3 separate regions of the Mus musculus genome follow, and all the other regions are linked to region 2. The links are chromatin loops, found by intact Hi-C in ENCODE. Cell type or tissue: left cerebral cortex. All regions are shown on one strand. Region 1 holds the start of Cdkn2c (cyclin dependent kinase inhibitor 2C). Region 2 holds the start of Dmrta2 (doublesex and mab-3 related transcription factor like family A2). Region 3 overlaps Faf1 (Fas-associated factor 1).

Evidence for each region. Peaks named below come from ENCODE experiments on the same cell type or tissue, not always from the same donor. Only the 100,000 strongest peaks of a DNase experiment are listed, where the experiment ranks them.
Region 1: a loop joins it to region 2, with 7 times the contacts of the local background. A loop is called at or near these places in 10 of 42 quality-filtered maps.
Region 3: it touches region 2 in a loop (4-fold over the local background); 3 of 42 quality-filtered maps call a loop at or near these places.

The regions. Positions count from the first base shown.
Region 1 is chr4:109,662,028-109,670,027 of GRCm38, forward strand. Cdkn2c (cyclin dependent kinase inhibitor 2C) reads right to left here and starts at 4,729. Exons shown (of 3, transcript NM_001301368.1): 1 at 3,583-4,729; 2 at 2,991-3,130. The coding sequence starts at 3,119. In left cerebral cortex, CTCF peaks have their summits at 4,901 and 6,515 (motif pointing left); DNase peaks (open chromatin) are centred at 3,293, 3,685, 4,310 and 4,878; H3K4me3 peaks cover 3,038 bases; H3K27ac peaks cover 1,563 bases.
Region 2 is chr4:109,976,895-109,984,894 of GRCm38, forward strand. It overlaps Dmrta2 (doublesex and mab-3 related transcription factor like family A2), which reads left to right and starts at 1,131. Exons shown (of 3, transcript NM_172296.2): 1 at 1,131-1,442; 2 at 2,961-3,515; 3 at 4,711-6,790. The coding sequence starts at 2,969. The coding sequence ends at 5,759. Dmrta2os (a long non-coding RNA gene) reads right to left here and starts at 2,718. Exons shown (of 4, transcript XR_868017.3): 1 at 2,044-2,718; 2 at 448-1,892; 3 at 33-219. In left cerebral cortex, no CTCF peak of the experiment used is centred here; DNase peaks (open chromatin) are centred at 1,036 and 3,970; H3K4me3 peaks cover 2,754 bases.
Region 3 is chr4:109,755,495-109,763,494 of GRCm38, forward strand. It overlaps Faf1 (Fas-associated factor 1), which reads left to right. Exons shown (of 19, transcript NM_007983.2): 7 at 2,086-2,191. Among named protein-coding and RNA genes, the nearest start is that of Faf1, 83 kb to the left of the region's middle. In left cerebral cortex, a CTCF peak has its summit at 3,738 (motif pointing right); a DNase peak (open chromatin) is centred at 3,743.

The DNA.
Region 1 (8,000 bases), 310 kb before region 2:
GAAAGAAAGAAAGGAAGGAAGAAAGGAAGAAAGAAAGAAATGTAACTTGGTATTTAAGTAAAGAGACTCCTGTTTGTTTACTCATGCTTATAAAATATACCTGGGGTATTAATCCTGGAAGATTGGATGAGGATAGAATTTATTTTCTAATAGCTACTGAAAATCAATGATGAGATTCTTTAAGCCTCCTACATAAGTGTCACTTCCTGTGGGACAGACCCTTTAAAGTCCCAGAGTTGGCATTTTCTTAGGTGATTCTTAACAAAGCCTCTCCACACACATGCTTGAAATTTCCAAGCATTTGTAGTTTTCTTTATAGGCTAAAATATTGGCTACTGGGAGTATTCCATGCCTAGACTTCATTTCAAATTACAGACTATTACTGGGTTATTGAGGTATTAAATTAAGGCACTGTGTTCTACATTACTTATTATATCAATTTACTTTGAACTACGTTGATGATATGCCTCGGATCAGAAAAGAGGTGATTGCATGGCTGCCGTTCCTGAAAGGAATCAAACAGCCATCCTACTACAGTAGTTGGCATTTCTCAAAGTTCCAACTAGCTTTCTGATACTCAAGTGAGCAAAAAGGAAAAGCAAGACATTAGACGTGTGTGTTGGAACAGACAGCCGTGTCTGGGGGTTTGAGTCATTTAATAATCAACTGGTGATCCTGTCTAATTTCCTCTTGCACTCATTACACATAAGAATAGCTATTCATAAACTACCACTGTTTTGAAAGTCAGAATAGAGTATCAATACTTATCAAGGCTCAAAATATTTTATATCACAAAGATTATTTACTGTTGTTTAAATATATACTTTAAAAGGTATCTTTAAGTAAAAAATCTCTCATAAGTAAAAATATCTTGTATAACAGCACTTGAGAGTAAAAAAATTAATTTACTTGTGAAATATTTTTATTAACATGCCAGAAAATCCCAGCATTTAAACTGGTTTCATTTGTATTAGGGTACATTCATAAGACTCTAAGTTATATAATAATATAATAAGTGGGCTACTTACTAAATACTCAGTATTTATTAGAATCAAATACTAATCCACTTGAAAATATGAACAAAGTTGATTCAATCTTTTTAAAATGTTTTAAAAGAGATTACAAATTAATAAAATATATTTAGAGTGAATAATAGTTTCTAAGTATAAGCTACATACATTGTCAAGATATTAAGTTTCCCTTTAATAAACCCTTTCAGCCCTTCATTTAAGGCAGTAGAAAAAAATCTCACAAGTTATTTTTTCCAGAAACTCCATGAAATATATTTTCTGGTTATTAGAAATTAATACAGTCTAATTTTAACATTTGACACTTCTCCCTAAAACCTTAGTCACATTTAAAGACTTAAAGTGAGCAAAACAAGAAACAGACCCCTTAGGTCTTCTAACAGCAAATGTATGATGGAGTCCTTTAATTATTCTGATTGAAAAACAACAGCAAAGGAGAAAAGATTTCTGCAGTTGAGTAAAAAGCATAATCATAAAGTAAAATTTGCCATCTTTGGCAGAAAGTGATAGTATAAATGATTTTGAAGAAAGTTCTTTCTGATGACACAATTTCAGAGTCAGGATTATGTATACTGAAAAAGACTGTGTGTACCTGTTTCATTATATGTATTGATATTAAGCTCTAATAAGTGGGTATTACCTAAGTTTGTTAATAGAAACAAAATTGGGTGGTTATTTTTAAAATATTTGTCAAAGTTTAATTATATTAATTACCCACTCACCCTATTTGTCAAACACTCTGTGCTATCTTTTTCTGAACTCAGAAGTGGCTCCTGCTTTGTGAGGCGGCCCTCATCTCTTGACTTCTCAGTAGAAAACCTTTCAGCATCTGGACTTGCTGCCTTCACCAAGCCAGTCCACAAGTGTTAGGTGGAAAAACAAAAACAAAACCTTTTCCTTATTTAATCTACCTGAATCAAGATAAATATTTTAGTATTTCTGCATAAGCTTCCTCAACAGAGAAGGGTTTTGTAAGGCCAGCTGTATTCTGATTTAAAATATACAAACCAAATGAGCTTCCTTCACCAGGGCATCTCCTGCCACTTAAATTTCTATTTTTTAAAACAGAAACAAAAATCTCTTATGCCCTTGCCCCGGTGGTTTTTCAAAAGCTGCTTCTGGCCGGGAAAGCTCCCAGGAATACCATCAGAACACCAATAACAGCAACCAGTGGAGACCACTTTCCCCATGTTTTGCTTCTAAGGCTTTCAGAAAAGTTACATGATACCATTTGGAGGGGAAAATATTATCAGGTACATAATTGGCAGCTGGACATGTGTCAGTCGTTGCCTGTAAATCTAATTACTGAGAATTAGAGCATGCCACTACATGACCACAGGGATAAGAAAACCACTACGACTCGGCTCTGATTAGAAATTCAACTTTTTAATTTCTCCTCACTCCTGAATGGGTGGATTAGGTATTATATTAACTGTGAAAATGTACACCCTGTCCGGGTGCCCAGGCTATCCCATACCAAGCGAGGAAAGGTCGTTTGTTAAGACATGAAACAGCTGAAGGTAAAACACCCTGCCTAGACGTCAAGAGAATTAACTTTAAAGTCAATTATTAGGATCAAAATAGGTGAATACCACCATTAGCTGTGTATTTACTTGAAATAATAATCATAATAATGTGCTTAAAGAGCTATCTAAAACAACACTGCACAAAACAAACAGATTTCGACGATAAGAATACTTTAAAACCTCCATTGTCACAAAAGCATTCCAAAAATTATGACCAAACCTAAGATTCTCTTGATATCGAGGATGTTATTGGAGTTGACCAGTTTCTCCAAAGTACGTCATTTTGGGGAGTTGGATCCACTTAAAGATATAAAATATGGCAACCATGAAGGTTTTAAAACAGTGAAGATCTGTACCCCTCCAAACTTAAAAGCTGTCATTTTAGAAACCCAGGCAACCTTATTAACTTGTTTTCCCCACCTCTGTGGATACCAACCTGCAGCGCAGTTCTCCCAAATCCATTTTGAGCGTTGACGTTTACATTATTTTGCAACAAACTAGTAAGTTGCTCTAGGTCCCCCCTGGCAGCTGCGGACGCCAACTCGTTCCCCCAAGGCTCGGCCATTCTTTAGGGTCCTGACGATCGGGAAAAGACGATTAGTTGCTTCTCTTTTTCCCCTTTCCTTTGCTCCTAATCAGGCTGCATGATGGCATCGGAGGCTGACAGAAGGACTGGGATGGTTAATCTGGAGTAGAGCTTGGTAGTAAATACTAGTAAGGTCGGCCTGCCAAAAGCCCGCCCCTCGATTCACACGTGATTATTCAGCAAAAGTGAGCCCATTGGAGAGGGGCTCCTTCTCTAGCTTTTTAGCTTAACCCCTAAGAAGGATTCTGGCGATTCAACAGAGATACATACACAGAAGCAGTTCTTGATTAATTACTATGGACGTGAGATGTAGGCAGAGCTGTCACGTACCTAAGCTTTACAGCTCTGTGAGGAAGATGTTGCGGAGACTTAAAGGACTAGGTCAGCTCAGACAACACCGCGAAAGAAAAAGTATTAGAGAGTAGAAAAGGTATTAACCCACCCTTGTTCACAGTGGTGATTTGAGGCAGAATTTCAGAGTCAGGTCCTTCGCAGAGCTCACTTTCCATCCGTCTAGCCGAAGGGGGTAGTCCAGAGTGCTGCTCGCTCGCTAGCAGAGCGCCGCGCTGGCTGGATGCTGACGTGCTCGGGAGGGTTAAAGACGATCGCTGAGGGCAGACCAGAGCAGCAGCTCTGAAGCCCTCAACTCTCAGGTCTCAACGACTCCCTAGCGGGCTCGGCGTCTTCAGAAGAGCCTCCGGAGCCCGCCCGCCGAGCTGCCGCAGCCCCGCCGAGCCTCAGAGGCCGTGGGAGCCGGGCAGGGCGCGGGTCTCCGGAGGCTGGTGGGTGTGCGGCAGACCCCCGCCAAGCCCGTCATGCCGGCCCCGCCGGGTCCCGGGACTCCCGGCAGCCTGAAGACGGTGCACGGCGAAGGGGGAAGCGTCTATGGGGCTCCAGCCGCTGGGGTAGCTCGCGGCAGCATCGCTCTTGCACCCGGCCAGCTCACCAGTAACTTCCCGCCTACGACCGAGCTAGCTCAGGCTCTTCACTGCAAGCGCTCGCTGAGGGGCGGCCGTCGCCTCTGCCGCTGTCGTTCCCTCCCTTTCAGATTTTCCCGGGGCGTCCGATGATGGGAAGGGTCTTTGGAAGTAGGAGCGGTCGCCACAGATCCCGGGCGCAGCCAGTCCCGCCAACTTCTTGGCGGCCGCCCAGCAGCTCGGGCGCTCGGTGCCACTTGGCCAGTTAGTTCTTGGCGGTCCTCCGGCCTGTGCCCCTATCAGTGCCGCGGACAGGACAGCGGCTGCCAGCCAGTTGGGTTCCGGAGCCGAGGCAGGCTGCGCCGGCCGGTCGCGAGCCGCAGCTGACAGTTTCTTTTGTAGTCCGACTCCCCCAAATCTCTGATCGCCGCTCCCTTCTCCGCTACAGACACTTGCGCGTCTTTCCTTTAGGATCTTTCCCTTCCCTCCCTCCTTTGCTTCTTTTTCCGCTGAAGCAACTGCTGCTACGGTTGCCTCTGAAGGTACTGTGCCGGTTTCTTATCCCTTTTTTCCGACCTCATCAGCTTTTTTTGAAAAGAAAAAAATTGAGCGCTTTTTGAGTTGAAAAACCCGCCCCCATTTTAACGGCAGAGTTTTAAGGAGGCTCCGCCGAGTTAGGGCGCCGCGGGAGCGGGAAGGCCGGGCCCCGCCCACGCCCCGCCCAACGCCCTGGCGGCGCAGTGGCCGGCAGCCCGCTCGCTCCGCCCTCGCGGCCCTGCGCCCTTCTCTGCCCGCGCTGGGCCTGGGTTCGCTGGCGCTCCCGCCTGCCCTCTCGCTTCGCTAGTCTCCCCTGCCGAAGCGGGGTGGGTTCGGCCCGGCCTGGCCTGCTGTTCTGGGGCTGGCTGGAGTGGGAGCCTCTACCGTGCGGGACCCCGGTGGTGGTAACTAAGGCCGCGGGTGCGGGCGGAGGCCCTTAGAGGCTCGGCGGCCCTGCAGCTGACGGGTAGGATCTCCTCTGCTGGAGCCGGGCAGCTCCACCCTCCTCGGCGCTCCCCGACCAGGCTCGCCGAGTTCGAGTGGCCTGGCCCGGGGCTGCTGGACTCCTTTGCTCTGCCACAGGCCTTGGCACCTGTCAGGTCATTGCCAGGGCTGCAGAGGCGACACAACTGACAGCACCACAGGGCAGAGAAGTCTTGTAGACCGAGTTTTATGAGAACTGAAAGCATATTACAAGAAATCCCGACGAACTTCAGGGTCTAGAAAATGTGAACTTCTAGTCTTGAGGGAAAAGGAGAAATGCAATTAACTTTAAACAAAGCTTACAGTGAGTTAGAAAGGTTTTCTAAAAAGGCTATGTCTTTATTGGGGGATTTCTTTCACTCACTACACCGAGGATTGGTTGTTTTTAGGTGGAGGTGAGGATGGTGGTCTAAGTGTAAAAGGACCAGTGCATCCATATATTTCATATTCATCAATTTTCTGTACTTTTCACGTCTTCTTGTAGGCATATGAGATTATTGCCTTCTATACTTTTATGCTTTTAAAAAAACACCAGCATGGTTGCATTCAGTGGTCAAAATGAAACCAAACCCCCCCTCCGCCTCCCCTCCCCCCCAAATATTGGTCTAATTAGAACCAGCCACTGCACATATATCCTCAAGTAACATCTGTAACCCAGTTCCTTGGAGTAAAGTGAAAGTATTCAAACAAGCCAGAGACATCTGGATAGTCATTTAGCAACAGGTTGGCTGTTAGGGAAAATTGGAACTACAAGAATTTGGCAGTGTTTCTTTAAGTTGTTAAGAAAAAGATTAGAGCTAATTTTTGAGGTATCGAAAGCTGAATATTGTGAATCAGGTAACAACAAAGGGGATGAACTTCTTTAAAAATCATTTTAACAGAATATTTAGGATTCCATGTATACTGTATTCCATGTATACATTCTGGGAACTCTGAGTTTTTAGTTATCTGGAAGCTATGATAGGAGATTGGCACTGTTAAAGTGATAACTAGCACTAATACAAATTTACAAACACTGCTTTCTGGAAATTAATGGTGTCTTGCTTGGAGAAAATATGGTAACGAGGAAGAATAAAATTGTGGGCATTCTGTATAAAAATGGATGTACATGTGTTATGACTTTCATCAAATAAAATATCTTTGCTGAATTACTGAGTAAAGAAAATGCAATGTTTAGGGTGCTGTTGCCCAGGCTAGCCTACTGCTCCTTATGTACCCCAGACTGGCTTAGTATTTGTAACCTTGTGTCACCCTGGTATGGCTGGATTACAAGTATTCCCCACTCTACCGTGTTGTATTAAGACCTTTGGGGAGAGGCTGGAGAGATGGCTCAGTTAAGAGTGCTGACTGCTCTTCCAGAGGTCCTGAGTTCAATTCTCAGCAACCTCATGGTGGCTCACAACCATCTGCAATGGGATCCGATGCCCCCTTCTGGTATGTCTGAAGAGAGCAATAGTGTACTCATATACACAAATATTTTTAAAAAGGGTTTGGGGGAACCCTAAGCATTGAAGATTTTAATGTCCCATCACCCACAAATAAAACTTAAAAATATAGAACCTGCAAATAAGAGTAAAAGCAGCAGCTGGTAAGATGGCTCAGTGGTTAAGAATACCGACTGCTCTTCTGAAGGTTCTGAGTTCAAATCCCAGCAACCACACAGTGGCTCACAACCATCCGTAACAAACTCTGATGCCCTCTTCTGGAGTGTCTGAAGACAGCTAATAATAAATAAATAAATCTTTAAAAAAGAGTAAAAGCAGCTGGGTATGGTGGTGCATGCCTTTCATTTTAGCACCTGGGAGGTCAGGGAAGATGAATATTTGTGAGTTCAAAGCCAGCCTGGTCTGCAGATAGCTCCAGGACAGCCAGAGCTACGGAGAGAAGGCCTGTCTCAAAATACACACACACACACACACACACACACACACACACACACACTAAAAGAGGACTAAAAGCTGTTCAATAAAATTCTATTCTTATAACTTCAGTTGCTTTTGTTCAAACACTAACTTTTAAAATTCATTTAAAAAAAAGTATTTGGTGGGACTGGAGAGATGGTTCAGTGGTTAAGAACACTGACTGCTCTTCCGAAGGTCCTGAGTTCAAATCCCAACAACCACATGGTGGCTCACAACTATCTGTAATGGGATCAGATGCCCTCTTCTAGTGTGCCTAAAGACAACTACAGTGTACTTATATAATAAATAAACAAATAAATAAAAATGTATTTGGCCAGGTGGTAGTGGTACTCACCTTTAATCCCAGCACTTGGGAGGCAGAGACAGGTGGACTTCTGTGAATTCGAGGCCTACTGAGGTCTACAGAGCTAGTTCCAGGACAGCCATGGCTATACCAAAAAGCCCTGTCTTGAAAAAATGATACTACTACTACTAATAATAATAATAAAGTAAAAAATAAATTTAAAAATGTGTGTGTGTACACTCCAAAAGGCCAGAAGAAGGCATTGGATCCCCGGATACATTGTCAACTGTATTATGTGGGTGGTGCTGGGAACTAAACTCTGGTCCATTGCAAAAGCAGCAAGTGCTTTTAACTGGAAAGCCATCTCTACAGCCCCCAAAAACTGTTTCTTAGGGACTTGTTTGTTTGTTTGTTTGTTTGTTTTTCGAGACAGGGTTTCTCTGTATAGCCCTGGCTGTCCTGGAACTCACTCTGTAGACCAGGCTGGCCTCGAACTCAAAAATCCACCTGCCTCTGCCTCCCAAGTGCTGGGATTAAAGGCGTGTGCCACCATGCCCGGCGGGACTTTTTTTTTTTTTTTTTTTTTTTTTTTTTTTTTGTGATAGTTCTGGAGTTTTAGGTATGTAAAAATCTCTTATTTTGTGAGAGCTAGTTTACTGAGGTAGGTTTAAGAGTATCTGTCCTCGATAAGCATTTATTGTCCTGGAACTCACTCTGT
Region 2 (8,000 bases):
CTAGGAAGAGATACAAAATTCGAACTTGTTACCTCCTCCGCAGACCCAAGGGGGTTCTCGGGCCGTGACGTCAGCACGGGTCGAGGAAGGCCAAGTCAAAGCAGGTCCAGTGCCCTCGCCCCCTGCGGAAGTCTTGTGGGCTGATGGGTCTGACCGTCTGGCCGGTTCCTCCAGCCTCCAGAGGATCTGGGGAGTCGCAAAGGCGGCTTTTTACTTTGGCTTTAAAAAAAAAAAGTTACAAGTAAACTTTGTTAATTTCAAACAGCCACAAAAAGAATTCCACAAAAAAGGGCAGCAAGATGCAAAGAAATTCGGAAAGGCAAGGAGGGCACAGGGGGCCGAGGGAAAGGGCAGGGGCGCAGGGAGAGGAGAAGCTGCAGCGCTTGGACCCACGTTCCTCCCGGGGCTCCTAGCTTGAAAACACAAATCCTTACAAATCGCACTTACCACTCCGTGACGCCCACGGTGTCAGGACTTTGCAAACGAAGAAACTAAGCATTAAAGGTGATAGAGGGCGGGGGAAGGGAGCAAACCGGCTCTCAACTACCTCGGAGCCCGTCGGACGTGGAAGCACACGGTCACGGTCAGAAGGAAGCCAGCAAAAACCATCTTGGCAAGTCTGCGGTGAACGCCCTCCCTCCCCCACCCCGGCACCCGGGTTCCACTCCCACTTCGACAGCGGTAATTGAATTGTCACCTGCTCCTGTCCCGCCCCAGGCCTCCGGGGCCACTTGGGAAGCTAGGCCTTGCCAAGCGCCCCGGGCCAAGGGAGAGTGGCTCAGTGGAGCCGGAGCCCCAGGAGTAGAGGGGTTACACACGTCTACGCGGAGAGGCGCACCGGACACGGTAATTAGGAGCAATTCACACGCTCTCGGGCGCACGGAAACTTCTTGTCACGACATTTGCAACGCTCCTCCTCGCGCACTCCTTCCCTGGCGCCCCCTCCCATCCCGCAGGCACTCAGCAGAGCGTGCGGAGTTTCGAATCTTTCGGACACTGTAGAATGAGGGGCTCCCCGGGCGCGGGCCCGGCCAATCAGAGCGCCGACTGTCTCCCCTGGCCAATGGCAGGCGCCACATTGTTGTCCAATTCTGTCTAATGGAGCCCTGAGGAGCAACAATAGAGCGGGCGAGCGGCTCATTGAGAGCTGGCAGCGCCGGACTACCCGGCCCGGGGCGAGCGCAGCGTCCGGAGCGCACCGAGGGGACGCCGGTTGCAACCAGCCCGCCCTCGGCCAGGCCCCCGGCCCCGAGGCCCCTCCGGGGTGTTGGACTGCTGTGTTCCTAGAGGGGTCCGGAAGTTCGGACATGGTGGCTGAAGGAGGGTGACGTGGTCAGAGAAGGGGCCGGGGGCAGAGGGACGAGGCCAAGAGAGCCGAGGCGCGAGCCGAGCTGGGCGACGCGTGCTGCGCCAACAGAGGAGGAGCCCGGAGCTCGAGGCAGGTAGGGGAGGGCCGGCAGCCGAGCAGGGGAGGCGACCGGGTCGGTGGCCCCCGAGGGCGAGGCCCAGGCCCTGCCGGGCCTTGGGCATTGAGTGCTTGAGGGTCTGGGGGAAGAGGCCTCGGAGCACACGGTGCTCTGGGATTCCCAGACCCGGACCCCAGGAGCGGCTCCCGGCTCTGGCGGGGACCCGGGCTGCGTGGCGGGGAGTGGAGGCCGCGGCGGAAGCCAGGAGCAGGGCCTGCTGGGCCTTCTGCGGCTGCGGCGCAGGTGAGACTCTCGGGTCCCTTCAGGGTCAGTTTTGGAGGCGACTTCCTGGCCTCCTTTGAGGCCTGCTGGATTGTGCAAGTCCCAGAACCCTGGTCTGAGACCAACACTCTGGAACCTGCGCACAAGCGGGGTCCCAAGAGGTCCCAGGATGAGGAGGGCGTGTCTGAGGACTCAGTTCCTAAACTGGGAGGGGTGGGGGTTGGGTAAGAGGCATTGAGCAAAAGGACTCTGGCTCCTGCAAAGTCTAACTTTTCTGAAGATGTGCTTTCCTCTGACTACTCCAGACTAAAAGTCTAACCCCCAAGCCACAGGTTTCACCCTATCCCCGCCCTACCTTTTGCTGGAGATTTTTTTCCTAAGCAGCGCTGTCCCTCTCGGTGGACCTCAGTCCGGGTCGCCTTGTCAGCTGTTTCTGGACGTTTTTCTTGTTATTCAACTAATCTTTGAGCTAGGGTGGCCAGTCCAAAGAAAGTTTCTTCCGATGGCTTTTCTCTCTTCTCAGCTCTCCTACACTCAGTTCTGTGGAATAGAACTAACCCTTTAGAGGCTCAGACCACAGTATTTGCAGAATTCTTTTGGCTGTGATCCCAGGGCCATAAGCCGAACTTTGCCTCCAAGTTTTGTCTTCTAGTTCTTACCCTACTTCTAACAGGAAAAAATTCTTCAGTTCCTTTTTGCTCGAATTCCTCTGCTTCCACATTGAAAGCTACAATTAAGACCCCAGCCCAACCTGTTCACCTCCTCACCCCGCCTGCACATTTCTCTCCTCTTCACCTGTCCACCAAACGGGATCATTTTGCTCCTTTTTTTTTTTTTTTCTTGCTTTGCCTTTGACATCCGCTTGTTGGTCCCAAGTTTTCTCTGTAATCTGAGTCCCTTTCAGGCAAATATTTCTCTTTTCTCGACTCACCCCAATTAACCTAAGCTTTGGGCATAATATTTTCTTTCCAAATCCTCTTTACATTCAACTGCACCAATGACTTCCAAACGTTGTCTTGTTTTTTTCCCCTTGGCGGAACTACTGATTCAAACGAAATCTTACACGTGTAGTCAGATATAAGAGGTCAGTGGTGGGGGTGGGGGCGTACTTGTTTACAGGGAGCTTCCAGTTCGTTTCCCCAGCAGTTTGACAGCCACAAGTTTAGTTAAACTTGTACAACCAAAGTTTCCCAAAATGGGTTTCTGCAGGCCGTGCTTAAGCCTAGTGACTGTATTACCCTGACTCAGGTATCCCCACTTTCCCCACGCTAGGTCCAGCCATGGAGCTGCGCTCGGAGCTGCCCAGCGTGCCCGGTGCGGCGACAGCAGCAGCGACAGCGACGGGACCACCCGTGGCATCGGTGGCGTCGGTGGCTGCGGCGGCAGCTGCCGCAGCATCGCTACCAGTGAGCGTGGCCGGAGGCTTGCTGCGGGCGCCGCCGCTGCTGTTGAGGGCAGCGGAGAAGTACCCGCGGACCCCCAAGTGCGCGCGCTGCCGCAACCACGGAGTGGTGTCCGCGCTCAAGGGCCACAAGCGCTACTGCCGCTGGAAGGACTGCCTGTGCGCCAAGTGTACGCTCATCGCCGAGCGCCAGCGCGTCATGGCGGCTCAGGTGGCCTTGCGCAGGCAGCAGGCGCAGGAGGAGAACGAGGCGCGCGAGTTGCAATTGCTGTACGGCACTGCCGAGGGCCTGGCGCTGGCCGCCGCCAACGGCATCATCCCCCCGCGGCCTGCCTACGAAGTCTTTGGCTCGGTTTGCGCCACCGACGGCGGGGGTCCTGGAGCTGGAGCGCCCGCGGGGAGTGCAGGGGGCGCAGGGGGCGCAGGTGAGAGCACGGTCACACTGGGGGTGGGGTGGGGTCTGGAAGGAGGAGCCCAGGGGACACAGGGCTGGTGCGCGAGGCCTAGTGGCTTGTTCCTTCCCTGACAAAGTGCAGCTCCCTTCCCTAGATGCTCCAACTACTTAACTGTGGCTCTCCACCCACTCATAAACTCTCTGCCCTGCCTGCAGTTTTTATACTTTCTTCCTCGCCCTCACCCCAGGCCCCAAGGCAACACTTTAGCCTTACTCTTGTTAGGGGGCAGGTCCTTAGTTACTGCCCAACTCATTTAGCTGGGCCTTCTCCCCTGGCAGCCCGGAAGCCGCCCATCTGTTCTGCTCTGAGCTTCTTACAGGCCACCACTCTCTTTTCTTCCCAACTCTTCTGAAAAGACCCTGGCAATCCTTCTAATCCGCACTACTTCCCTAAGTACTGGAGACGCCCTCTTTCGTTTCTCAGCAAGATTCCTTTCCTCCAGTTCCTAAGGCATTTCTGACAAAACATTCTCTGCGTTCCCCTCGCTCTGGCTCCGTTTCTCTCTCAGGCACGCCGGGTTTCTCATAGTTGGCACTTTTTTTGCTCTTTCTCGGGTCCCTTTCCCTTGCTCTGTCTACTCTACTTTTTTGACTCGAAGGTGAGGGAGGCAGTTGGGCAATGGGACGGTCCCGGCTCTCAGACTCTTTGGAAGAAGGACATTTCTTAGGAGTTTTGAAAAATGTGGTCAAGAAATAGGATGTAATTTATTTTGTCTGTAGAGAGGCTAAGGACCTAGTCCCCTAAGGATCCCTCTCTCCAGGTTGAAGTGCCTAAGGCTCTGGCAACCTGAGTGAGTAGTGTCTTCCACATACTCTGAGGTATAGGTAGAAGTTCTGTTTGCTCGGATTGGAATCTTGACAAAGCCACTTCTCTAGGGCGGGGTGAGATGGGAAGGGAGTGGAGGTGTTAGGGCACAAGTGTAGGAAGAGCTTACTGAACATCAAGTTTTCAGGGTGTCAGGTCGGGGTGGGGGTGTCTGGGCACAGAAGAAGCGTGAGCCTAGGAGGAGGGGGAGAGCTGTAGGATCTTTGGGAAGAGGTAAAAATAAAACCAGAGCCCTGTCAAGAATAGTTGGGAGGTGGAGAGGAACAAGAGGAAACTGGCATTCAAAAGGGTCCAGTGTTCTTAACCTCTCCTCACATCTCCGTCTTTTCCCTCCTCTCAGAGGCCAAATTGCAGAAGTTTGATCTGTTTCCCAAGACGCTGCTTCAGGCCGGCCGCCCCGACAGTCCGCAGCCGCCGCCAGGGAAGCCCTTGTCGCCCGACGGCGCGGACTCAGGTCCCCGGACCTCGTCCCCGGAGGTGCGGCCCGGCTCAGGCTCGGAGAACGGAGACGGCGAGTCCTTTTCCGGGTCGCCTCTGGCCCGGGCCTCCAAGGAGGCGGGTGGCAGCTGTCCTGGGAGCGCGGGCGCCGGCGGTGGCGGCGAGGAGGACAGCCCCGGCTCCTCCAGCCCCCTGGGTTCCGAATCGGGTTCGGAGGCTGACAAAGAAGAAGCCGAGGCCGCACCGACTCCGGGGCTGGGCGGCGGGCCGGGGCCGCGGCAGCGGACGCCGCTGGACATCTTGACGCGCGTCTTCCCGGGCCACCGGAGAGGCGTCCTGGAGCTGGTGCTGCAGGGCTGTGGCGGCGACGTGGTGCAGGCCATCGAGCAGGTGCTCAACCACCACCGCGGAGGCCTGGCGGCTGGCCTGGGCCCCGCCGCACCGCTGGAGAAGGCCGCGGTGAGCGCGGCGGTGGAGGACGCGTGGCCCGGGCGCGTGGAGGCCGCAGCCGCCGGGGGAGCCGGGTTGCCCGCTCCGCTGCAGACCGGGCCCACCGCGCCCCCGCACCACAGACCCTTGCTGGCCGGGGCCATGACGCCCGGCGCGCTGGGCTCGCTCAGCAGCCGCTCCGCCTTCTCGCCACTGCAGCCCAATGCCAGCCACTTCGGCGCCGACGCGGGCGCCTACCCTCTGGGTGCGCCGCTCGGCCTGAGCCCCCTGCGCCTGGCCTACTCGGCGGCGGCGGCCCACAGCCGCGGCCTGGCCTTCATGGCGCCCTACTCCACGGCCGGCCTGGTGCCCACACTCGGTTTTCGGCCGCCCATGGACTACGCCTTCAGCGACCTCATGCGCGACCGCTCGGCCGCTGCCGCCGCTGCGGTGCACAAGGAGCCCGGCTACGGGGGCGGGCTGTACGGGCCCATGGTCAACGGCACCCCTGAGAAGCAGTAGGGTATGGGGCCAGGCAGCCCGGCCACCCCGAAACAGCGACCTAGCCTGCTCCCCCAGCTGCAGGCCCCTCCTCGCCCTGCCCTGCGCCCTCCGCTCACAGTTGGCTTTAGGGACTTGCTTGGGTGGGTGGGTGGGAGCACCTCGGCTGACCGCGCAGGTGTCCCCAGAGGAGCCCTGTGGTCTGGGTGCTCGCCCCGCTTCGGGTCACCTTCCCCCGGGCCTGCCCGCCTTGTTGTCAAGAGGCTGGGGATCCCTAAGAACCCCGAGGGCGACTGCGGCCTCGCCCACCCCTGCTGCTCCCTCTGCTCCGCTCGCCTCCTCAACACGCGCTCAGGTGGATGGCAGGATGGACCAGCCTCTTGTGTGTCCTCCAATACCCGTTCCCCTTTCGTTTTTAAAAAATCCGCTCTAACAAATATAAATTTAGGATGTATACATCTCTTGGCACTGACTCGAGTCTTTGGGACACATATATATCAGTATCAACTGTAAAAAAAAAAAAAAAAAAGAGACGTCCTAAGGTGCACTTTCCTCGTTGCGGTATTTGTCGCTCTCTTTGTTGCTTATGCCGATAAGCATGGGTTTCCTTGGTGCAGTGTGAGTTTTTATATATGTATAAATCTATATATAATCTATACATATATATACAAGCCAGTGTATAATGTTATAAAATGGAATTCTAAGTTATTAATTGTAATCTGTAGGTGACCTCGGTATTAACGTGGAAAACATTCAAAAATCAAAGCAAAAAAAGGACAAAATGGAAAAAAATTAGACTATTCGCACATTGTACGTATCGGGTTTTATAGCTGAAATCTACTGTATTCTGGGGAGGTACCCTGCCGACCCCTGGTCCCCCGGCCTGCGGCTGTTCTCCAAAGCGGTCCAGGCTGCGCTGAAGCACGAATAGAGCGTCGGGTGAGTGAGCCAGAAGCTCCCGGACTCGCCAGCGAGCGACGCTGCGCACAGCTGCTCACTTTGTGCTTTCCTTTGCATAGGTATGAGCTAGAAATAAATGTTATTTTCTAAATAAAGTAACGCTCGAATCCCGTTCCGCTCCTCGGGCGGCTGGGAGGAAAAGCTTTAATTTCCCACTGGGGCCGCGGTGGCCCGAAGTCACGGATCGCGCCTGTGCCCCGACCCTGAAGGAACCCAGACAGGAAGCTGCGGGGTGGCGCCTGGGACCGCGCAGTGGGGGGCGCGGCTGGGAACCTGCTGTTGAGGTGACGTGAGGGCGTGGTGAGCGTCGCCTGGCCTGGCGCAGGTTCCTGCACCGCAGGCCGGGCCCCGGGCTCTTCCCCCGAGCAGATGACCTAGCTGCGGTCCTGGACGCACATCTCACTCTTGGCTTCTTGAGAATTTCTGGGGTCCAGGGCGCTGGGCAGGGCGGCTGGGAGACGACCAGCGACACTTCTTTTGCCAGGACCTGCGTCCTGAGAGTTATTCGGTGTCGTAGAATGCCGCCTTCACCAGATGCAGTGCACTGAGAGTGGCGGGGAGGACGCCCCTTCGGGCCAGGCCACTGCGCACCTCTCGCGAATTAGCTGCCCCTCTGCCGACCCCCATCTCCGACCTCAAATCCCTCCCTCCCGCTCTCCGCAGGGCCACTCCTCCACTCCAGGAAATAGGGTGCCCCCTCCCCTAGACTGGGCCCGGAGACATCCCAAGGTAAACTTCTGGGGCCGGCTCGAGTTCCGCCAGGCGGTGAAACTTAATAGCAGGACAAGAAAACGGTTTAATAAAGAAGGGCTTTAATAGGGAACTAATTTGATTGAGTTGCCTAATTCCACTTTAATTGGAAAGGGGGTTCGGCTGTTTGGTTATAAAGTGTGAGGGTGACGAAGAGATGGAGGGAGGGGGTGAGAGCGAGAAAAGAAAGATGCGGGCAAGAAAGAGATGAGTCGGGGGAAAGAATGAAGGTGGAGGGGTTAAATGAACGGAGCAAGTTAAGAAAAGAGAGGTACGGGGGTGGGGGCTTATGGGGCCCGGCCGCCGCCCAGTCCAACTTTCCTGAGCCCTCCAGGCCTAGCTCAGTCCGCCAGTTCCCACCGCCCCACCCAGGTTGCTGCTCCAACCAGGCTGTGTGGAAGGAGAAACTAAGATCCGCAAGCTCCCTTGGTTTCAGGAGTGACCTACACTGGGTCCCCTGAAGCGCCTGGATTGCTTGCAGGTGTTCAGGTCAAATGCAAGCAGCGAAGCCCCGGTTTATTCCCAAGAATATCTGTGCTCCGCGAGTTTCGA
Region 3 (8,000 bases), 220 kb before region 2:
TATTAAATATTTTTACCATGTATTTCTCCTTTTCCTTACTTCTTTTGTGAATTAATCTATTCTCCTATCTCCCCCATCTCCAGTCTTTTCTCAGAACCAGAGCACAAAGAGAAATCTTACATAAATGGAAATGCAAGTTAATTCTTAGCATTCCCTCTTTAAACTTCCCAGCAGCTTTCTTGCCGTTACAACCAGACCATGTATGATTAGACCTTTGTTGAACCCTTTAGTACATGCTGTTATAGGTCTTCTTTTCTTGGAGATGCCTTTCTCAACTGTTCTTTTTGCTAGATTTCCAGATTCTCTGTTAGCTTTTATTTTATAATCTATTTTACTTGCTTCATAATACATTGCACTCTCCAAAATTACTTATTTACTTGATCTTTCCCATTGGCTAGAAATGCAAGTTTCATGAAAACAAGGACCATGTATGTTTTTCTTATTCCTCTTTTTTTTCTCTAGCAGCTAGAATAATGTTTTGACTGTAGATTGGTATACAACATACTGTCAAAGTTTTGTCCCCTGACCCCCGTACCCCAAGTATATCTTCTGAGTGTTCAATTCTAAGATCCTGTTTATCCTTTGAATTTCAACTTGTGTGTCTTCACTAGTTATAGATTACCTTTTTCCTTCATGGAGTTTTTTTAATTCCGTGACCTAGGACAGAGTTAAATACCTTTCTCTCAGTTTTCCTTGAGTTTTTATTTCAGTTCTATTGGTAGTGACTTATTTGTTTCCGAATTAGACTATGGTTTTTTTTTTTTTCCTGAGAACTGTGTATTTTTATTTAGATTGAATCTTTTTTAGAAAGGCATTGTCCTAATGTTGCCTTAAAAATAAATAAGAAAGTAAATAGTTAAGTAATCATTCATTCATTCATTCGTTCATACATACATACACGAATACATATTTGAACCAGAATGATAATTTTCTAGAAGGTAACCTGTTGTGTGAAAGACAGAGGTAATTCACGTTTTATTACTAAGCGAGTATCTGCGGGCTCCAGGTATTTTGCTTAGGTGCTAAAGATAAAACAACAAATGTCCTTCCCATAAGAAACTTGTATATTAGTTGGATATTTTAAAAATTCATCAGTTATACTTTATGATATATATTAGTGCTTTTTTTTTGTATTTTTCAGCTATTACTAACCTTTAAACTCTTTGTGAGACAATAGACTAGACAGATTAAATGCCTAATTCTAATCTTTATTTTGTGTGTGTTCCAGATTGGCAAAAGAAGAACCAAGTAGGTCAGAGCTATGTAGCACACTCATATTTTCTAGGCTAAAGCAGTGACAAAATTATACTTAAGACAGGCAATGGAGATAATTTTAACATAATAGTAATAGGTTTTTATTAAATTTTTGATGAAGATCATACTTCTAAATATTGACATAAAAGAATCATGACTTATATTTCTTAACTTATATGGCTGATTACATATTTTTGTGTGTGTGCTACATGTTTGTAACATTTGGGAACTCTACTACAGGATCCTCAAAGTGTTGCTCTGAATTCCCCAGTTTCTGAAATCTATATATTGCTGAATTTGAAGTGAAAGAATCTATTGAAAGATTTTGATGTAACAGTTTCAATTCTGTAAATTTCAGAATCATCTGAATTTCTACTGAAAACATTTCTATTTTTATACAGCATTTATAAGTATAAACGATAGTTTAATATTTTTTCTAGACAGCTGTTTTATTAGAATTGTATTAGTCTTTCAGTAGTACATTTGAATAAATATTTTCATAGATCTTTAATACCATTTGACAATGAAGACAATTGATTTTCTTGGAGAAGTAAGTAAATAGACAATAGTGTTTGGAGAAAATGTATATGCATTTGAAGAATTTACAATAGAAGTTTTAAAACACCTTGGTAGAGAAGGAGTTAACAGGTTAGCTCCCCTTGGTTGTTCTCAGCATGCTCTCTTGCCTTTAGGAGCTGAAAAGATGATAACATTGGGCCCGGACATGCCTGTGTGGAGGTTAGGGTACTCCTGGGGTTTTTGCAGCTAGCTGTGAAGCAAGCTAGAACTTGTTCATCTCTGAGTTCCTTGTTTTTCTTTCAACCCCTTCAGTGCCCTGCAGGAATCATTAAATCAAAACTTCATGCTGATCATCACCCACCGAGAGGTCCAGCGGGAGTACAACCTGAACTTCTCAGGAAGCAGTACCGTTCAAGAGGTGAGTTATGTCTCACAGCTAAGGAATAAAGGTAGCTCATTATAGCTAATGTTGACCCTGTTAAAGAGGGCTTATCTGTTCTGGTAGAAACTCTCTTTATGTTTCATTATTAGGTTTTTAATTTTAATTAACTGGAGAATCAATGATTACAGTAGATACACTAAATGACTTGACCTAGAAATACAAATGTTGTAAGTGGGAGCTCTTGATAATTCTTAAAACATTCTGCTTAAGACCCTACTTATAAAGAATTTATTATTATACAAAATAGTTCATGACTTTATAGTATTATTCAAAATATTAATTCGGAAATTATTGACAACATTCATTGTGGAGTGTGTTTCTGTTTTATTTGAAAGGTTACTTTCAAGTGTGTCATGTATTTTATTATACATGTATGCTTCTGTTTTAAACAGGAATTTCAAGAGACTTTTCTTAAGCAGATCAATCCTAGCTTTGGGCGGTATTCATACGATTTTTGAGAATGTCACTTAGCCCAGACTTTCTGGAAAGAGTTTGTTAATACTGTCTGTATTTTCTTCAGTGCGACCAAAGAGGGCCACTGTTTCTAAAGCAGTACTTCTCCTATGAGAGAAAAGGTGCTGTCTGAGAATGCTTTTGGCCCCACCCATCTAAAGGCCAGTAATTCTCTCCTTAGGGGATGAGGAATATTAGAGGCTTTGACAGGACTTCCATGCTTAGAAACATTAAAATAGTGAAATAGTTTTCATATTAACTTTTGTAATTTATGAAACTAACTTCCTTTTTTAAAAACTACTGAATTTTAAGAGACTAGATCATGCTAAATCTTGAATTGCTATGTAAAAATATAAGACCATATTGTTTAAAATAATTCATAACATCTTGAAAGAATAAGTAAGATTTTAGGATTATATAAAATGTTTTGGTAATGGATAGACTACCGTTTGTTTGTTTGTTTGTTTATTTATTTTTTAACATGTTTGATTAATGATTTCTATCCTTTGAGTTTGTCATAAGAACTTTTTTCTACTTTTCTTCTCTCCATTGATAACTTGAATAGCTGATAGATAACTAAGCAGTGACAGTCAGCCTTTTCTCTGTCTTCTACCTTTATCAATTTATTTTATTTATTTGAATTTTCTGGAATTTTTTTGTTTGCCTATTCATTTTTAACCTTTATGGCATTCTATCTTCTAAATTTAAAATTTTAATTTCTTGGAAGGCATTTTTATCTAAAATTTAAATATGATTCTGTCAGATTTATCATAGGAATCTTTGAAAATAAAATCTAAATTGCATATATGAACATTTAATTAAATAAGGAAATTTAGCTTCATAATAACTCCAGTTAAGCAATAAAGCAAGACAAGGTAAATTTCATTCTGTTGATTGATTTTTTTTTTATTTGAAGAGGAACAAAATGCATGATGGATAAATATAGGAAACTCTGTCTTCTAGGTGAAATTTTTATAGCTAAACTTTGTGTGCTGTTTCTCTCATTCTCAAACCCTCTCTTTTGCATTGCTAGTTTAACTGACTTGAGTGTGTTTCGACTTTCTCCCACAAGAGGGCAGAAAGGACTATTAAGCTGATAGCCTAAAAATGCCACTCAGTGTTTTCAAATTAGCTTCTCTTATATTAACAAAAAGGAGCATAATGGCCAAGTTATTGTTTGATTTACAGATAATTGGCATATTGCAGCGAGGAGACTTAATTTCACCCTTTTAAATTAAACAGGGAGATTTAAAAAGACATAAAATATTCATTAATGTTCGGTGATTATAAAGTAGTGGCATATATTTATTTTGCCTTTATTACTGTTTCGATGGGAAAATACTGCAAATATTTCCGAAATCGAGTTGGCCATACTGACAAGTTGAAATGTTTAAGCAATGTTAATGCAATCTGCTCACACCTGATATCCTATGCAGAATGATTCAAAATGACTACATCAATTATTAAAAGAAATATTTAAAATTCTGTAAATGTGCCATTGCGTGCCACAGTTGGCAGAAACTGTTCTCTGGTATATTATTTAGATTATCAAATATATTTTAAGTGTCAAGGACTTCAAAACATTGAAATCTGTTCCTTATCATTTCTAAATATCTTGTGGAAAGTGCTTGAGGAGCGTCTTTTAAATGACATATTCCTGTGTATTTCTTGGTAATAGCTTTTCTTTCCTGTTTAATTTTAAAAATTAATTTAAAATGTTTCTAAATTCTTGTTATTAAGAAAAAAATATTGTGTCTAGTGAAAATTGTTGTACTGTGAGTAGACAGTTCCACATGGACTGCTTTATTTATCTTGTGTAACTTTGATGACGGCTGTGGAGCGACTGGCTGAGCATAGTTCCCTGGCTTTTCCTTGGCCCAGTGGGATCCAGTGCAGAGGGTGGTTTCAGGAAGGAAAGGTGCTCCTGTGGACAGCCTGGCAACTCAGTGCCTTTTTCTTGCTAAGCTACTGTAAGTCAGTTTAATTGCACTAAGAGAAGTGTACAATTTTGAAACAATTTGTAGTTCTGTGTTAATACTAGTATTTTTGTTTTTAATGTGGAAGCTTATTGATGTTCTAGATTCTAAATTGTAAATTTATCCATCATCAGTTTTAGCAATCTTCTTTCAGTAGTAAGCCCCAAAATAAATTGTAGTCACTAACACACAGACACACAGACACACACACACACACACACACACACACACACACACACACACAGCTTAAAGGAGTAGATTAAAAACATCTCATCAATAAATAATGCATAAATTATTTTCATTTTCTAGGTAAAACATTCTTAATGCTTTGAAAGTCTTGAATTTTTAAAAGCTTTTACAGTATTTTTTACTCAGATAACTATGAAGTGAGTAAGACTGAAATTAGCACCGCTTGTAACTATTAATTGAACAAAATAAACCTTTGAAAGTACTGATTTCTAGACTACTGCTAAGATATAGTTAGAATTTCAAATATATTTTCAGTAGCATGTGGTCAGGAAATTAGTGGTGAGGCTGGTGTTCCTGCAAGTGTTGGCTCATCCGGCTCTGAGCCTGCTGCTTTACAACAAGGGACTGTTTCCCTTTGGGTACTAGGTTTTGGTTTTGATTTCATTCTTGTTTTAAGCTCGCTACAGATTTTTCAACTTACATATTCTATGTGAGGAGAGTCAGTAACCTCTAGAGATGGTTAAAATGGAGATAGTTGCAAGTAGTTATAAGAAGTAAAATCCTTATTCTTTCACGATAACACTATACATCAGAAAATTATCGAGTAATATTGTAATAACATTATGACAACCCCAACTTTCTACCAATTTGCACTCTAAATTAGTATTAATCACACTTTAAAATACTCAAATTCCTTCAAAATTTAAACAAGCCTATCTTATTTTAATCAGTTTTCTACTCTTGAGAGTTCACAGGTTTTAAACAATTAATTGTAAAGATTCTAATAATTTAAAAATCTGTGGTTTCAAATGCACTTGGGGTGGGCTAACACAAGGGAAGAAAGGCTGATTTGCCTCTGCAAATCCTTAGCCCAGGTGTGGAAAAGGATATAAAGTCCCTGAAATCAAGCCAACTTTTCTTGGAAACTGATTCTTTGTTGTCTGCCTTATTATTGCAAAAGCTTCTGTTAGGCAAATTTCTACGTTTTTGTAGATGTCATATAAACTTAAGAAGCATACACCTGATCTGAAAAACAAAGATAAGAAATCTTAAGTATTTTTAGTGCAGAATCATGGAGTATTACTTATCTATTACAGTGAGAAGTGCAATGAATAGCTATTGGAATTATTTAAATCCTCTTCTAAGTTTCACTTTACCCTAGAATTCTCACTATTCTTATTAATGTTGATTTAGTTCTTAATGGGAATGAATGGGGAAAATTGACAGCCCATGAAGCCATATCGTACAGGGAGCAAGTAGCACATTTCACTACTAGTGCCATGTTATATAGACAAACTGATGATTAAGTGGGAGACCAATTGTGCTAGAATTGGTGTCTAAGGAAATCATACCAATTCTTAAAAATAATTGCAAAATTAGGATGTTAATTTTGATTCTGAAATTTAAACCTTGTGCTATTTTTGTGTGTGTTTGGTCTGTTCTTGGTGCTTTCTCATCTTAACTAATGTGTGCTTTGGACTGTAAGCTAAGGCTTGTGGCCAGTAACTGTTTTGAAATTTGTAGTTCTTCACAAGTTATATTAGCGAGCACTTTCTATTAGCAAATAGATTATAACTTAACTGTTGTGTCCTTTCTTTAAATGTTTTGAAGTATTAGGTGCCTTTTCTGGGGGGGGGGATGGGTGAGGGGGTTGTTTGTTTTCCACTATGGGGTGGGGAGCTACTGGCAAAGAATTGAAGAAAGAGTGAGGTAGCTGAGAATGTTCATATGCAAGAGGGTAAATTAAGTTGTGTGCTTACTTAATTAAAAGTTTAAGTGGTTTGTTCTTGCTGCAAGATAAATGGCATATATTAACTCAATTAGAATGAGCAGTTTTAATTAGCATATATCATTTTTTTAAAACTTAAAATAAAAAAATGACATCTTAGTAAGAATGTAAGATGATTTTAACAACCAGGCATGAATTCAAGCCATTTTTTCACCTTTCCAAATATGGAGAATATGAGGTACATATATTACTGGTCTCAGGTTGCATTTTAAAAAAGGTTTGTTGAATGATACTGCTTCAAATGAACAAATAGTGATTATCTTATTGAGATCTTCTGTGTTTTTGTTGTATCCCTTAGGAAATAAATTTAATTGATATTTATGATATAACTATTTTGAAATGATAATATTTTTCTGCATCTAGAAATATTTTAGAATAATTTGGACATTATTCAAAAACATAAGTATTTTTCATCTGTATTACAAATAAAGATGAAATTTTCTTAAAAGTTAAGGGCAATGCTTTAGTTCTTTGTTACTTAAGATACTTGTGTCCTAACATCTTAACCTATCATATTTATAACCTGTGGTTTGTGTGTTGATAGTTTTAAAATGCCTGAGTTGAGAGAAATTACATTCAGTTATCAGAAACCAATAAACATAAGACATTTTTTATATGCAAGAAAAGGCAGAGAGTAAATAATTGCACTGGTGACCAATACTGTAATAATCCTGTTTTACAATATGCACTTGACAGGTTGTAATAGTGCTAATTGAAGAGACTAATTCACACTTGCTTCATTCTATTCAAAGGCAAAATCAGCAGCTTGTTTTGCTTTTGACCAGATGGTCCTCATGAACACCTACTGTGCACTTTAAGTGCTTTACTAGAATTACAAAGGCTGGGGGCTGCGTTCGACTCCAAATGATTTGAGAAGGGGGGGACCTCTGTGCTCAATGGATTTAGTGCAAGTAAATTAATTCTAGTGGACCCATTACACACAGAGCCCCCTTTTCAAAGCTCTGAGCCTCCTCGCCTGCTCTGTAGCAATGAGAAAGAGAAAGAGAAAGGCAGATTACTGCAAACAGAAATAAAAAAAAGGGTATGAAAGGGAGAAAAGAGGCCTTGAAGCCTTTCATATCATTTGAGTTTTTCAAGTGCGTTATTTTTGGGGAGGGTGGATGTATGAAAAGCCAATTGGAGTTTTTTTTGTTTTAAAGTGCGCTATTTAAGCACCATGAATATAAGCGCAAGAGCAACAGTTGACTGAGTTTACTGTGGTGAAGCTTTGTGTCCGAGGATGAATCAAATTCATTATATTCAACTCTTTGTGGTTTAACATGAATGTAGGGTTAGTTTCACAAGACTGTGTCTGTTTAGGATAATTATAATTTAATATTTTCCTTTCATAAAGTTATCACTGTAGATGTCTAAAATT